3 separate regions of the Homo sapiens genome follow, and all the other regions are linked to region 3. Evidence: chromatin contacts called from ENCODE Hi-C or POLR2A ChIA-PET data. All regions are on one chromosome and are shown on one strand. Each heading gives the region's core, a stretch centred on a gene start or an enhancer-like site at or near the end of the contact. The rest is flanking DNA. Distances are from core to core; before and after follow the strand shown. Region 1 holds the start of LINC02579 (long intergenic non-protein coding RNA 2579). Region 2 holds the start of SERTAD2-AS1 (SERTAD2 antisense RNA 1). Region 3 has its middle 74 kb from the start of ACTR2.

Region 1 (5,056 bases), core at 2,353-4,852, 690 kb before region 3:
CAGTTAAACATAATTTCTGACTCCCATTTGAAATGAAGTCTATATTTGAATTCCTCCAAATGTCCCTAAAATGTCTTTTCTGGTTTGCCTGTTCAAACCAGGGGTTGCTCAAGGAAAATACATCTCATTTGGTTGTATGTTTCTTTTCATCTAGAACAGTTCTCCCATCTTTTTCTTTTTCTTTATAATTTCAACTTTTATTTTAGATTCAGGGGGTACATGTACAGACTTGTTACCTGGGCATATTGTATAATGCTGAGGTTTGGGGTATAAATGATCCTGCCACCCAGCTGGTGAACACAGTATGCAACAGTTAGTTTTTCAACCCTTCCCCTTCTCCCTCCCTCTCCTCTCTAGTAGTCTCTGGTATCTATTGTTGCCATCTTTATGTATGTCCATGAGAACCCAATGTTTAGCTCCCACTTATGTGAGAACATGTAGTATTTGGTTTTCTGTTCACATTAATTTGCTTAAGATTATGGCTTCCAGCTCCTCCTAGGTTGCTGCAGAGGACATGATTTCATTCTTTTTTATGGCTGCACTTTTATTTTTCATTACATGGCTTTTTTGAAGAGATCAGGCTAGTCGTCTTGTAGAATGTCCCACATTCTGGATTTATCTGATTGTCTCCTCCTAGTGTCATTTAGCTTGTCCCTCTATCCCCTATGCTTCCTCTCATGGTATCCATAAGCATGGGGGTGCTCAACAACCTCGTCATCCAGAAACCCCCAGCAGTGGGAACTGACCCTGTGGGTCATCACTCCTACTGGGCTATCCCAGCCCCATCAGGATTGGTCACCTGGTGCCTGGTCCTCCTTCCTCACAGGGGCCTTTCTCAGACCTGTGCTGAACTCCCTCCCTCCCCGCTTCAGCCTCTGCTGGAAGAAGCCTTTCCTGACCATTCACTGAAAGTGTGCCCCCCAACCTTCTCTAGATCCCAGCCTACTGTATTTTTCTTCTTATCACACCATATCATCCAATATATATTTACTGTTTATTTTGTGTTCTCTGTCTCTCCTGCCAACACTGTAAACTTAATTAGGACAGCGACCATTATTGCCACAATCACTACTGTATCCCCAGTGCCTAGAACAGCTTCTCATACAAAGAAGGCACCTCATAAACCTTGAATGAATGAGCGTATGAATGAATGGGCCCTATGGCTAATAATCCAATTCTAAGTATACCATCTACCCCAAGTAATATTGCTTGAGGGAATCATCTTCCCAGAAACACATACAAAATTCTGAAACTACACTTAACATTAAGCAGGGGAAAAACCACATCATCTATGAACAGCAACAAAGTCTCCCTGTGCAAGTTGTCTGGTCTTCCAGCCCTCAGGCCCACCCCGCCCTCTCCACCAGACTTTGGGCAACTCCTGGATCACTCAACCCAGGGTGAATCCAGGGCCGCTTAGCCATAAATACCATTTAGTCTCACTCAGCAAATATGAGCCCTATGAATTATAGCACTTGGCTTGGAGGATGATTTCTTTTGTCTGATTTTTTTCTAAGTCGAGTCTACTTTTTTCCTCCTTTTTCTTTCTTAGCCTTCAAACGCTGAACAAATTCTGCATTCAACTCCCAGCCAAGTTTTGTAGCTTGGAGCTGGCACTGAGCCAGAGGGCCCGGGCAGAGGAATCAAGGAGAGTCCCCGGAGCCAGGGTGGAAGCTGGGGTACAACCCACTGATGAGCAAAGGAGCAGGGCTAGCTTGTGTTTTGTTGGGATCAAACCAACAAATGAGACATGGCACAGTGCACCATCTAAAATGGAGCTTCTCACCCTGGCTCCCAGGGAGCCCAGGAACCCCCTGAAACTGTGTGCAACATCTTGTGAATATTTGCTTCCAAGCACCTTTCTGGGGAGAGGGTCTGTAGCTTTCATCAGTTTCCCAAGGGAGTTTGTGACATCCTCACTCCACCCCCAAAAAGAAGGGTAAGAAAAACACAGTGTCTGGCAGCTTTTCGGATACAGGATCAAAATTGTGTGAAACTCTTGCTATGCCCGCACCTCACCCAGGAGCTCAGGCTCATTTAGGAAACAAGGCCCGATTGAAGGAGGCAGGTTCGGGTTTTGTTTTATTTTCTTTTGTTGAGTTATCATTTCTTGAGAGCTTCCTGTATGCACAGCACAACATTAAGCTCTCTGACAACAACAATAATAGCTAGCTCTCAACCCAGCACTTAGCGCCAGGTCCTGTTCAAGGTGTTTTCTGTGTATTTGCTCATTGACTCTCCCAAGAGTCCTAAGAAATAGGTACCATTATTCTCATCTCACTTTACAGATGATAAAACTGAGGCACAGAAAAGGAACTTGCCCCAAAACCCACGGCAAGACAGATCTGAACCCAGGGGGTCTGGCTCCAGGCCCATGTGCCTATAGGACCCCTCAAGCTCTGTTATTTCATTGGAACCTACACTTACCTCCAAAGTATGTAGTCTTGTTTTCTCCGTTCTACAGGTGATAACACTGAGGTTGAACAACTTGCCCAAGGTCACCTCATGCTTTACACACCTGTCACTGTGAGACTGACAACCAGAGAACAGTCAAAGGAATTCAGAGGGGGTCATTTCAGGAAGGGGAGACAGGGGAAGAGTCAAGCAGGGGCGGTGGGAATCTGGGAGGTCATGGAGCTCAAGTGTGTGTGCCTGAAAAACCGCTCCCCGAGTGCTGAGGAGCAGCCAAGCCTCCTTCCAGAGCCCTCAGCCCAGGAGAGGTGGCTTACAGTCCCACAGGTGGAGGAGGAGCCTTAGGCTCAAGGTTAACACCCACTCTCCTTCCCTGTTCTGCATCACAGTCACGGGGGTCACCCAAGGAGTGCCTTGTATGGTAGAGAGAGATTAACAGGGCAGCCTCCCAGCAGTCCCCACCCCAACCCTGCTCCCTGGGCCAGCTGTCCCGCTGTCATTGACCCGGTCCCTATTTACAGTTCAGTAGCAGAGGCCTATGACTCAGGGACAGAGGGAATTCCCACGGTGCCAGGCCTCAGGCCATGTGGAGAGTGGCTCATTAAGAGCCACGGCACAGCGATTACCTCCAGAGAGGCGTGTGAGCAGGTACCTTGGAAGCTCTGTTTCTCATGTTTCTAAAGATCGCCAAGGTGTTGTGTTCTGAGTAATAATGAATTGCCTTCATTATTCACACGCACAACCTGCACCACCGCCCACAAAGGCCTTGGACACTCCTGCTGAAGAGGTCAAGTCAGCCCTCTGGTCCCAGCTCTCCCATTGACTGGCTGGTGGGTGTCAGCCTAAGAGCCGTATGGACTTCGTCAGTGCCGGAGTGTGAGGCCCTTTGTATTTTGGAGCCATTACCAGAAAGCAGAGCCTCCAGTAGACCTTTTTCAAACTTTCTGTGTGGTTTGCACGTTCGTCCACTGTACCGAGGTAGCATTTCTTCTCATTATGACTCCTGGGGCTGTCCGCCTGCCTCCGGTTCCCAAAACCCTGTGGGTGTGGAAGCTGTGAGGTAAGCAGAACATGGCCCAGCCCCCGGGCCCTGCTGATTGGTTCAGAAGTGGACCTCTGGCGCAGGCCCCTCCAACCACAACATCCTGAGCTCTTGGCAACAATTGTTTGGTGACGGCCTCAGCTTTTAACTAGAATTTTGGAGAAAAGCTGCAGTGTGTCTTTAACTTGTTAAGCTTGGGAGCTGCTATCGGAGAGTCTTGCATTCTGGGCCCAGCCACATCCCTGCTCTTGGTAAAGGTTAGTTATTTACCTTTAGTTAATTACCTTTACCAAAATTATTTGAGCAAAAAATAAATTATATACATGCACACGCGTGCACACACACACACACCCATACATATGTCTTTAAACTACTTAGAGGGGCGTTCCTGCCACTTGCAACCAGCCTGTCATATATACTTCTCTGAACCATCTGGACATTTTGCAGGAGGTTCCCTTTCTGCAGAGGGACAAAGGGGTTGGCTGGGGAGAACATGAAGGCCTTTGGGTTAATGTGTTGGAAGCTGCCGCCAAGCTTGTAAATGAAAAGCATCTTTGAACTCATTGAGTAAACGTATAGGAAAGTGGATTTAAATTGAACGTCATCTGCCTACCGTCTTGGAAGCACATGTGTATGGCCCCAAAGCTAAAGGCTGCTAGACTTCTGCACAGGAGCTTGCGGCCTGGTGGTAGTCACTTCCCTTGGCGGGGCTTCCAGGGGTCCAGCAGCCTCACCTGACACGTGACACAGGGGCAGAGCCAAGCAAAGCTTCAGCCTCCAGTGCGAGGTGCAGCCACAGCTATCTCCTGCCCAGCTGGATTTTCCAGTCCTGCCGGCACGTTCCTTCCTGTTCCTTCCCTCATCCTTTGGCAAACAGATATCTGCAAACTCAGGCACCCAGAGAGTGAGGGGATTCCCATGGGGCCCTTCCGTGGTATAGGCTCTTGGGGCTCTGCCAGCCTGCTCTTAGAGGCCGGGACTGGTGGGCTAGGCTGGCAAAGCTATCCTCCATGCCCCGCTCTCCTCCCTCCTGTCTTCCTTTCCTCCACCCACCTCGCAGCCCCTGGCCTGCCTTTACTCCCAGCTCTCCTCCCTGAACCAGACCCGCTCCACCCTCTGCCACTTACACCTTTAAGGTGGACAACTGAGCTGGAAGGAGCCTCAGAAACCATCCCCATCCAATCCAGTTCCTTTCCAGAAGGAGAAACTGAGGACAGGGAGGCGAAGTGAGCTGTTAAAAGTCACCATCTAAGGAGCTGTGCTGGGGATAGAACACGGGTGGCTACGCCGGGCATGGTGGTGCGCACCTGCAGTCCTGGCTGCTGGAGAAGCTGAGGCGGAAGGATCGCTTAAGCCCCGGAGTTCGAATCCAGCCTGGGCAAGGGGCGAGATCTTCCTTTCTTAAAAAAAAGGAAAAAAAGGGCCAGGCGAGGTGGCTCACGCCTGTAATCTCAGCACTTTGGGAGGCCAAGGCGGGCGGATCACTTGAGGTCAGGAGTTTGAGAGCAGCCTGGCCAACATGGTGAAACTCCGTCTCTACTAAAAATACAAAAATATTAGCCGGGCGTGGTGGCGCATGCCTGTAATCCCAGCTACTCGGGA
Region 2 (5,117 bases), core at 2,615-5,114, 660 kb before region 3:
ACTGCTGGAAGCACATCCCACACTCAAACTGGGACTTGGAGATCCCACTCCAGCTCCTACTGTTCCCTGTTGGGACATCACTTTGTAAGAATAGGATGCAAAAGCAATTAGAACCCTAGATCATTTTGATCTTTCTGAAAATGGGCTGCTAATTTTCCATGTCTTTCTTGTTAGACTTTGAGTATCAGGGATTTATGGCAACGGTGTCAGAGTTAAAAAGCATTTGCCTGCTGTTTTTGGGGTTTTTGTTTTGATTTTGAAGCCCAGCCTTACAAATACATAAGAGTCAGAGAACCAAGTTTGGGCAACACTTCTCCGTGCTTATTTGAACTGTTGCCCAACATATGGGATTTGTTTAAACACATGATTTGCTAATCCAACAAAAGTACAGTTGTTGTAAGTTACTGTAAATCAGTTTTTAACAATGGCAAACCAACTGTTTTACCCTGTTATTGTTCAGAATCATCAATACTATTGTATATGTGTACGTAGGTAGATGTGTGCAGCATGCGGCAGGTTTGCCAGGTCCTCCAGTTATAGAAAGCATGGAATCTGGGCAGACTTGTTCTCTGCAAGAAAGGGAAGCTCTTAAAATTAACAGGCATACTGACACTGGAAGCATCTACTACAACCCTCACCTCAGTTACATGGTCCCTGGTCCTATTAAAGGAAATGACACACCTGTAGCAGTACGAGGTGTCTGCGTGGAGGTTGCTTGTAGGAGAACAAGTGCAATTTGATCAGTTTCTCACTGCTCTACTGAGCTGATAATTAGCCTTTAAAACACATTCAAGTGGGGGGAAAAAGTAAATTAGAATGTAGAAAGCCTTTATCATATCATACTCAAATCTTTTGCTTAGATGAGCAGTTCCTTCATCACAAACGTCTTTGCTTTGCCATGTGCATTACAAAAATAAAACTAACTATGGCTTGCTTAAAGTGCCATTTTATAAAGTTGTCTTTTTTAATTAGCCAGAAAGACCCAATTTTATCCATGGCAAGAAGTGAGCAGAATTGGTGACTGAATATTGACAAATGACCAACAACAAAGACAACAACAACAACAAAACATCCCATAATTTAAAAATTTTTAAATAAATATAAAAGTTATTCCTAAAGAAGCCATCTGCATAACAATATAGGTTGTAACCTGCACTCAACAGCTAAAGTACCATTGGAAGAAAAGAAAAAACTGAAACAAGAAGGCCATAAACAGTTTCGGCAACAAGCATGATACATTGCAACCTTTTTAAAATTAAATGTACACCACTAGGAATAAAAAGCTACTTCTCAAGTGTGTCCTGGGAGATAAGGTGATGGGGGGGGGAATTGGGGGGAGGAGGGAAAACATGCATAGAAAGTCCTGTCTGAGTTTTGGGGTAAAACAGCCTTGACAAGTGTGAAGTAGCTGACTCAGGAAAGCAACCAGATGGGAAGCTGTGACGTAATGTGATGAACTCCAGGTTCAAGAGTCACACATGTTGTAAGAGTGCATCCCGGGCCGGCCGAGGCGAGCCAAGCTCACTGTGGTGATCACGAAGATGCCATTTTCAGCTCTTAGCAACACAGGGAAAGCTCTAGGGAAAGGAAGCTGCAGAAGACAATTAAGCAACATGATGGATGCCTTCTGGGGAGATTTTCTTCTTTAAGGGCCCTAAGCATTGCAACAGGGCTGAGTTCCATGAAGAAGTTGGTTGCTTTTCGGATGTAAAATTTTGTTCGGATGTAAAATTTCAGGTCATCATAAAAATTATGCCAAAAAGGAAAGATCTGGGTTTTCATTAAAAAACAAAATAAAAACAATTAAAAGCGCAAACTTGGCATAAATACACTCTTAAGAAAGACAGTAGCTTTACCCTCAAAAGAGGGAGCAAAAGAGAACCATCACTTAAACCCCCAGCTCCACAGCCATCTCCCGCCAACTGCTTAATGCAAGTTTGATGAGCACATGTGGCTCTGGCTTTGGAAGTCACAGTACTGGCGGGTGTTGGTGCCAGGGGGTCAGTGCTTGTGAAATTTGGGTGTGATATCACCTGGCCCTTTCTTAAAGCACTGTGTGTGTGTTTATGGGTGTGTGCATGTGTGTGCCTGTGTTTGCATTTGGGGACATCAACTGCAGATTGATTTGATCCAATTTTCTCTTGCACCATACACATATAAAACATTACAACTCTATAAAAGTACAAGTGCAACTTGTACATCTGAAGTTTGCAGGAACTATGTGAGCAAATCCTATCAAAATAGCTATCTCATATGTATAAACAGCATTTGTTTTTAGAAAAACAATATCATAAACTGCAGAATCTGTACAAAAATATAAAATAAATTTGGGCAGCAGTTTTCTAAACAGCCATGTAAATGCAACACTTACGAGGAGTAGTTAATGCCTCTAAAAAGGCCGAATTGCCAAGTCAACCTATACAGGGCAAAAATGCCAGAAAAGGTACTGAGATTATCTAAATAAGATATATATATATAGTTTTCTTCTTTACCTCTTGCAATAAAACTTATAGAAAAAATAGACAAATATGCACATGCAATTTACAGCTTTTCCAACTTAATCCTTGTGCTTCACTTGAACTGTTTATTTTTGTCATTCAACATTGCAACATTGTCTTCAAATGGATTCTTTCCTATACCAGGGTAGTAGGTCTCTGAGGAACCACTCAAAAAAGTGTATTAAAAGTGGTCATACTTGGATGAAGGCACTCCAACTCTGCTCAAAGCAAAAACTAGTGTGATCCTGTTGTAAAATTTTCTTTTTCTCTGAAAAAGGCAAGCAAGGGTGCATGCACAGTGTGGAGAACTGTCAGGGTTATGGGAACGCTCTGGGGTCTGGGTGGGCATAGTCGCTGGGTCCCTGGGTCTTAGGACCCAACAAGCACCTCCATGATGTGGTCCAGCTCTGTGAGGTCCATTTTGAAAGGCTGACTTGGGGTGACAGGCTGACTGCTGTAAGGAGCCAGAGTTTTGAGGAGGTCGTCGGCAGACACAGGGGCCATTTTTGAGGCTGTCCCTGATGAGGAAGTGCAGGGGTCAAAATCATACATGGACGTATCAATGTCAGCAAACAGGATGTCATCCAGGGTCAAGTCTGTCAGGAAACCCGTGGACGTCGTTATTTCAAAATTCCCAGGCAGAGAGTCCATCAGTTTTGAGTCATCTGCGCGGCTCTCTTGAGGACCGTCGAGTTTCTGGGTGCCAGCCTCGCTGGAGGTCCCTTTCACACTGTCAGTCGCAGCCGTGGCCGCCTCTGTGGAGGTAGATGTGGGACAGAGCTCCTCGATCTCGTCCAAGGCAGAGGAGAAACTGTCCTTTTCTGGCAAGAGGGCTGGAGGTGACAGTTTGGTGGGAGCCGTGGGCTGCATGGCCTGGGAGGTGCAAAACGTGTCATCGTCGTCCTCGAGCAGTGAGGCCGGGGTGAGGCAGGCCTCCAGGGGCGTAGTGCTTCCGAGGTCGCAGGGGTGGGAGGACGGGGACGCCAGGTGGCTGAAGGCCGGCGGGGCCTCTCGGTAGCTGTCGCTGGGCTCGGTGGTGGGCTGGGAGGAGGGGGTGAACATGGGCCTCAGGCTGCCTTCCTGTTTGAGTTCCTCCTGGATCCGCCTCAACATGTTGTTAATTAAAACGGTCTTTTGCAAGCTGGGCTCTGTCAGGGGCCTGTGGTTATAGAGTTTCATAAGGGAAATGTTGAAGATAGTCTGGCGCTGTAAGGTGTAAGACACCTTGGATGGACCGTCACAGGGAGACACGATTTTGCCTTCCAGCCCATCTTCATGCTCATCAAACTTCCGTTTTCCTCCTTTACCCAACATATATCTGCAGAGGGGAGAGAGAGGAAATGGCATTAATCACATGAAAGCTGATTTCTCCCATAAAAAAAGAGACTGATTTAGAGGGCAGGACTTGGACCTCAGTTTCCTGCCCAGGGTTATTTACAAGTACACGTGGATTAATTAGGGGTGGGAGGAAGGAAGACCTTTTACAATAAGAGAGAGTTAGAAAATCCACCTTTGTATGCCTGTGGAGCAATTTTTATCACTAGGTAGTCTGGTGAGTGTATTTCTTGAGAAATGTGTACGACACAGACAAGTTAAGAATTACCATGGAAACCATGATTTTGACTTTCTCAGCTCATGTGCTTGTGTTCGCATGCCTAAGATTATCATGCAGGTTCGATTTCCCTCCCCCACGTAGATTTATTTTTAAAGCCCAAGAAAACACTTACAATGCTATGACCTAAACAGATACAGGTGTCATAGATTACAGCTTGAGCACTTCTTAAAGGATTAAAAGAACCAAGTTAAAGAAAGGTAACATGTATAATTTGGGTAGAACTGTGTGTGCTTTCAAAATGCTTTTCCTTCCTCATTAAGCACGGAGTCTTTCTGCCTGGTTGGGGACATGTGGTGAAGCACTGCACCTGTGTTAAATGACCACAGTGACTGAGCCGCCGCCACTTTTCATTTAGAATCAAGGGGAGGAATGCGTATGTCCCAGCCTAAGTTCTTCCTTGGCTCAACTTCATCCACACACAGTTATGTTTGAAGACAACTGGATTAATTTTGAAGTAATTAGCTCTGATTATAAGCATTGCTGTTTGGGTACTCGAGACATTTCCTAACAAACTACCTCCTGTGATTCCAGAGATACATGCATATTTTGAGGAAACCATGACCTCATATCTCAGACCCTGAGAATCTGGTAATGGGTTGAATTTTAAAACTGCAGCCAGGAACTCCTGCCCCATCTTGCCTGCTGCTCACAGGCCAGGCTGTGTCCTCTCTTGCTCTGGCCTTAGTGAATACATTTTATCAACTGGTTGTCACCTTCTGGGGAGTGGGCCTTCCAACTTTCCAAGATCATGTGACATCGTCACAACCTCCTTTCAGAACTTCTACTGTCTAAACAGAACAATCTCAAGTTCATTAGCCTTTGCCTCAAAGATCTCACTTTCTAACCATTTAACAAGAAACCTGTCTTTTGGTGTTCGGACCAGGATCGTGGTTCGAATGAAGCCAGGCCCATGCTTGCTCCCTCACCGTCCCCGCCTCCAGCTACAGCACTCTCAGGGACTCCTGCTAATCCTGTCCTCAGTGTGACTCACTCTCATGTCTTCA
Region 3 (4,522 bases), core at 871-3,370:
TGCCTTGGCCTCCCAAAGTGCTGGGATTACAGGCGTGAGCCACTGTAACCGGCCTCGTCACTATTTTATAAATTCCCACTATTTTTTTTATTAGTCAGGATAGTATATGGTGGTAACAAACAAACCTGAAATTGTACTGGCCTATTACCAAATTTATTTTTCACTTACTCATTCACCCCCGACTCAGGGAACTCCCCTGTCAGCTGTCCTCCCTATGGTGACTCAGTGACCCAATCTGCTTTCATCTTGTGGCTTGCCACCTCAATGTGTGGCCTCTAGAACTGCCCCGGGGGAGGGGCACATCGCTGGGACAGGGTATGGAGGATGCAGGCAGATCACACACTGACCCTCAAGTGTCTCACCCCGGTCACTTACAGCCCACTGGCCAGAATTATTCACGTGGCCACGCCTAACTGCAAGGGACTTGGAATGGCAGGGAGGGGTCTCCTGGATAGTCTTGAGCAGTATGTGTCTCTGCCAAGCTCCTAGGCTGGTGGGGCTGGCAAATACGGGCTGCTTTAAGCAGGGGAATGACCACAGGTCTGTGGGGAGGTTGTTAACAGTAGATTTGGGGACCAATATTAGCTTTTAGGTGCTACCCAATTGCTAATTCATCTGCAGGGGTCACTTATTTTTCCTAACCATCTTACTGTAGAATAAAACACACATACACAGAAAACCTCACAAAACAAATGTAGAGTTTAAGCTGAGTAAATAAATGCCTCCGAAGGCAAGAAGGAATTAATCGTTTTAGTTTTTGGACTCAGTGCTGTATTTTGCCATAGCATTTCTAACATAGCTTTGGAAAAGTGAAGTTTTGAATTTCAGAGGTATAATATTCCACTTTTAAACAGAGGGCTGTCTAACCTCGACAGCGAACTTGCAATCTGCCTGTGACCAAGGAGTGAGGAAGTCCTCCCCTCTCACAGTAAATGTTAGGTTGGAAGGTGGGGTTCCTGGGGCCGGCCAGCCAGTGGCCTGGGAAGCAGCTGAGAGCCTCTCCCCATTTTCCCTAACTGTGGACTTGGTTTCTGGATCATCCTGCTTCTTAGGCCCTGGTGCTTCAAGAGAAAGTTGAATTGGCCCCGAGAGGCCACCACACCCACCGTGTGGTCCCTCCTCCAGGCCAAGCTGCAGCCTGGAGGTCAGCCTGACCCTCGGGGACTCCCAGCTCTGGGCAGAAGCCTCATCGTCCCTGCCAAGGTATGTGTCAGCCTCAAGGCAGCACACAATGTTTTGGTAACTTGCAGAGGCTGAATCCTAGAAAGACCGCGTGTTCCTGGCCGCTGGACGCTGGCCTTGGTGATGCTCGCCCCCGTCCCGGAAGCCCGATGCACCTGCTGGGAGTCAGCACCGGGCCGGGCCTTCCAGCCAGCTCTGCCAGCACATATTTCTAGGCTCAAGTCAGACTTGGGAAAGCATGGCCCTCTCCTGGCTCCACATCCTGCTCCCCCTGCACCCATGGAGCAGCTGACCCAGTTTTTGGTAGAAAAATGAAAATCTTTACCAGTCAGATGAGAGGAGAGGAAGCAAATGCCACGCTGCCCTAATTTAGCCCAGACACAACCCTCCTTCTGAGGAAGGGATGAGGAGCTTGGGCCTTCTCACTCTCTCTTTTCAGAGCATTTGGAACAAACTCCCAAAATACCAGAGGCTGAGTGCAAACCTCCTTTGCTGTCATCAAGAGGGAGGATGAATCATGCAAAACACGCAATTTCTATCATCCCAAAATACTGCACATATACTTACATTTAGTGTCATTTTACATGTGCGAGGTATTTTTTTAAAAAATTCTTTTCTCTTTCACTCCTTTTTTTTTTTTTTGCTAAACCAAAAACACCAGCTGTAAAACCCACTGCTTCCTTCCCCGCCAAGTCTGCAGTGGCAGGAGGCGGCGGCAGCAGACAGCAGGGCCCCCTGTGCTCTGAGTCAGGCCTCCCTCTCAGTGGCTCCCTGCCTGCAAAACAAACTTAAAAGCTGGTGAATGGGACGTAGGGGCCCGCAAGCATGCAGGGAGGCCTAAAATATTTGCAGAGGCACACACTGTTCGCAGAATGAAAGGCCACTATGTAAATATCTGGGCCCCGGGTGAGGCGAGGCATTCTGAAAGTGGCTTTTCTGTTAGTCGCATCAAGCCAGCGAGGAAGCAAAGGCATTCATTCAAAAACATCACGCAGGAGCCACACCACAACTTCCTGGCCCCAGAGGGTAGACTCGAAAGGGACCACAGCCCTGAGGCCTGAGTTTCAACCTTTCTCCTTCGCTGCACGTTTCACAGGATGGTTCTGTGACAGCCGACAATGTCAGCTTTTAGGGATAGGCAGACAGGATTGATTTTCTCTCCTTTGGCAGGGAAAAGGCTTTTTTGGAAGACACTCAAAAGGCAACCATAGTTACTGATGGAGCATGGCAAGCATGAGACAGAGGCAGCTATTACCCAGGCTCGACAAAAGAGGAAAAAACGTGGGATGGATTTTGCAACAAGCCCCAAATGTTGATTCCAAGGACCCGAGGATGAGTGTAGAAGCGGAGCAGGCACACCTGACACCCCTCGCGGCATCCCCTTCAGATTCCCGGGAAGTCTCACAGAGACATGAAACCTGGCATCAGCTCCCTGACCAAGATGAGACCATGAACCAGTCAGAATGTTCACGAATCACATTGTCCTGGGGATGCATTTAGAACATTCTTGGATTTCACACCATTCATGTTGCCCCCTCTGAGCCAGAATGGGGCAGACAGCCCCAGGAAGGAAGGAAGGAAATAGTTTTGTTTCACTCAATCTCTGTCAGTGGATAGCCTTCCACTTGGGCAGGAATTATCGTCTAGGTCAGACAGAACCCAGTTTCATCTTCTCTATCCTCCTCTCTCCAAAGCAACAAAGACTGCAATTTCCAGCATACAACAAAGAGAGGGAGAGAGAGAGAGAGAGAGAGAGAGAGAGAGAGAGAGAGAGAGAGAGCGAGCACTAGCTGAAGACACACATCATCTTTTTCAGGTGTTTAATTGCTAGAGGAAGTATCTTCAACAGTGGTAGAAAGGGGAGGGTGCTAAGAGTGGCCGCTCAAAGAAGCGATGTAAACTACATTTGATTCTCTGGTTTAATCAGAGATTTTAAGAGCTGAGCAGAAGATCCAACTGTAGGCTGGCTCAGAAATACCCCAGATAATGCTCACCAGGCATGAACATCTGAGCTAGACGGGCATAGATCCACAAGCGGAAGCTGCCAGCACCCAACTGGGAGGCTTAGGACAAGGCATTTGCCTTGTCTGATGGCCAAGGTCAAGCCTGGATAGAGGGCTCTCCATGCAATGGAAAAAATACCAACAAGGGGCCAGAGAAAAGAGAGTAGAGCCTGAAGGGGAGAAAACTGCCCTCAAGGGCCAGAGGTAGCAGGTCTCTCTGAACATTACTACTCTACAAGAAACAGAGGCTCATCTTAGATGACTGCAATTTAGGGTCCTCTGAATGACACAAGAAGATATGGCTTCAACGGAACTGGCCTAAGAAGGAAGGGGAATGACAAAACAGTCTAAGACGAGATACAAAGGGAGCTGTCTAAAATAAGAAGGCAATACAAAGTAACCAAAAATAGAAGACCAGAGTCAAAGCTGCAGTTGAAGGGAATGAGAGCAGAATTGACTACAAAACAGCCTGTTAACCAAGAGAGGAAGAGGCCACACACTTTGTTCTCAGGATCTCTGTACACTCTTAAAAATTACTAAGGAGGCCGGGCACAGTGGCTCACGCCTATAATCCCAGTACTTTGGGAGGCCAAGGTGGGAGAGTTGCTTGAGCCCAGGAGTTTGAGGTTAGTGTGCTACGATTGCACCACTACACTCCAGTTGGGGAGACAGAGGGAGACCTTGCTTCAAAAAAAGAGAAAGAAATAACTACATTTGCCAAATAAAAAATATTTTAGAGAACAGAAATACTGGCTTATATTTTGAAAACCTTTAATTAATAGAAGACAGCTGGATTCTCATATCTGCTTCTGAGTTCAATCTGTTGTAATGTGTTGTTTTGATTGAAGTATATGAAGAAAACCTGACCTTAGACAGATATGTTGTTGGAAAAGGGAAGAGAGTTTAATAGTCTTTTGAGAGATCCTTGTAGGTAGTCTTCTTTGATACTCTGCCAAAACTCATAGGTAATAATTTCTTAAAGGTTAGTCGTGGGAGGTTGGGTGCAGTGGCTCATGCCTGTAATCCCAGCACTTTGGGAGGCCGAGGCAAGCAGATAACCTAGGGTCGGAAGTTCAAGACCAGCCTGGCCAACATGGCAAAACCCCTTGTCTACTAAAAATACAAAAATTAGCTGGGTGTGGTGGCAGGTGCCTGTAATCCCAGCTACTCGGGAGTCTGAGGCATGAGAATAGCTTGAATCCAGAAGGTGGAAGCTGCAGTGAGCTGAGATCGCACCACTGCACTCCAGCCTGGGTGACAAGAGCGAAACTCCGTCTCCAGGAAAAAGAAAGGTTAGTTGTGGAATCTAAAACCACATCACTTGGTTACATCAAAAT

Evidence for each region. Hi-C counts contacts between places; a loop is a spot of excess contacts on that map. ChIA-PET counts read pairs that join two places held with the same protein, here RNA polymerase II (POLR2A). Pooled maps may share reads with other maps.
Region 1: a pooled map shows a loop between it and region 3 (3-fold over the local background). The contact joins the promoter of LINC02579 here to the enhancer-like site in region 3. A Hi-C loop is called at or near these places in 1 of 50 pooled maps. POLR2A ChIA-PET finds 5 or more read pairs at or near these places in 2 of 52 experiments (A549 and T-cell).
Region 2: a pooled map shows a loop between it and region 3 (2.3-fold over the local background). The contact joins the promoter of SERTAD2-AS1 here to the enhancer-like site in region 3. A Hi-C loop is called at or near these places in 1 of 50 pooled maps. POLR2A ChIA-PET finds 5 or more read pairs at or near these places in 2 of 52 experiments (H1 and activated CD4-positive, alpha-beta T cell).

What each region holds. Positions count from the first base shown.
Region 1 is chr2:64,603,710-64,608,765 of GRCh38, forward strand. It overlaps LINC02579 (long intergenic non-protein coding RNA 2579), which reads left to right and starts at 3,603. Exons shown (of 4, transcript NR_034023.1): 1 at 3,603-3,711. LOC105374773 (a long non-coding RNA gene) reads right to left here and starts at 3,530. Exons shown (of 7, transcript XR_007086343.1): 1 at 3,319-3,530; 2 at 2,428-2,532. RefSeq lists enhancers at 2,356-3,555, 3,071-3,120, 3,838-4,339, 4,340-4,839.
Region 2 is chr2:64,633,060-64,638,176 of GRCh38, forward strand. It overlaps SERTAD2-AS1 (SERTAD2 antisense RNA 1), which reads left to right and starts at 3,865. Exons shown (of 2, transcript XR_940172.3): 1 at 3,865-5,117. It overlaps SERTAD2 (SERTA domain containing 2), which reads right to left. Exons shown (of 2, transcript NM_014755.3): 2 at 1-3,816. The coding sequence starts at 3,812. The coding sequence ends at 2,868.
Region 3 is chr2:65,299,196-65,303,717 of GRCh38, forward strand. No RefSeq gene overlaps it. Among named protein-coding and RNA genes, the nearest start is that of ACTR2, 74 kb to the left of the region's middle. RefSeq lists an enhancer at 1,635-1,744. Within about 2 kb of position 2,121, at least 29 of the 41 ENCODE cell types and tissues checked have a DNase peak (open chromatin) inside an H3K27ac peak, as active enhancers do.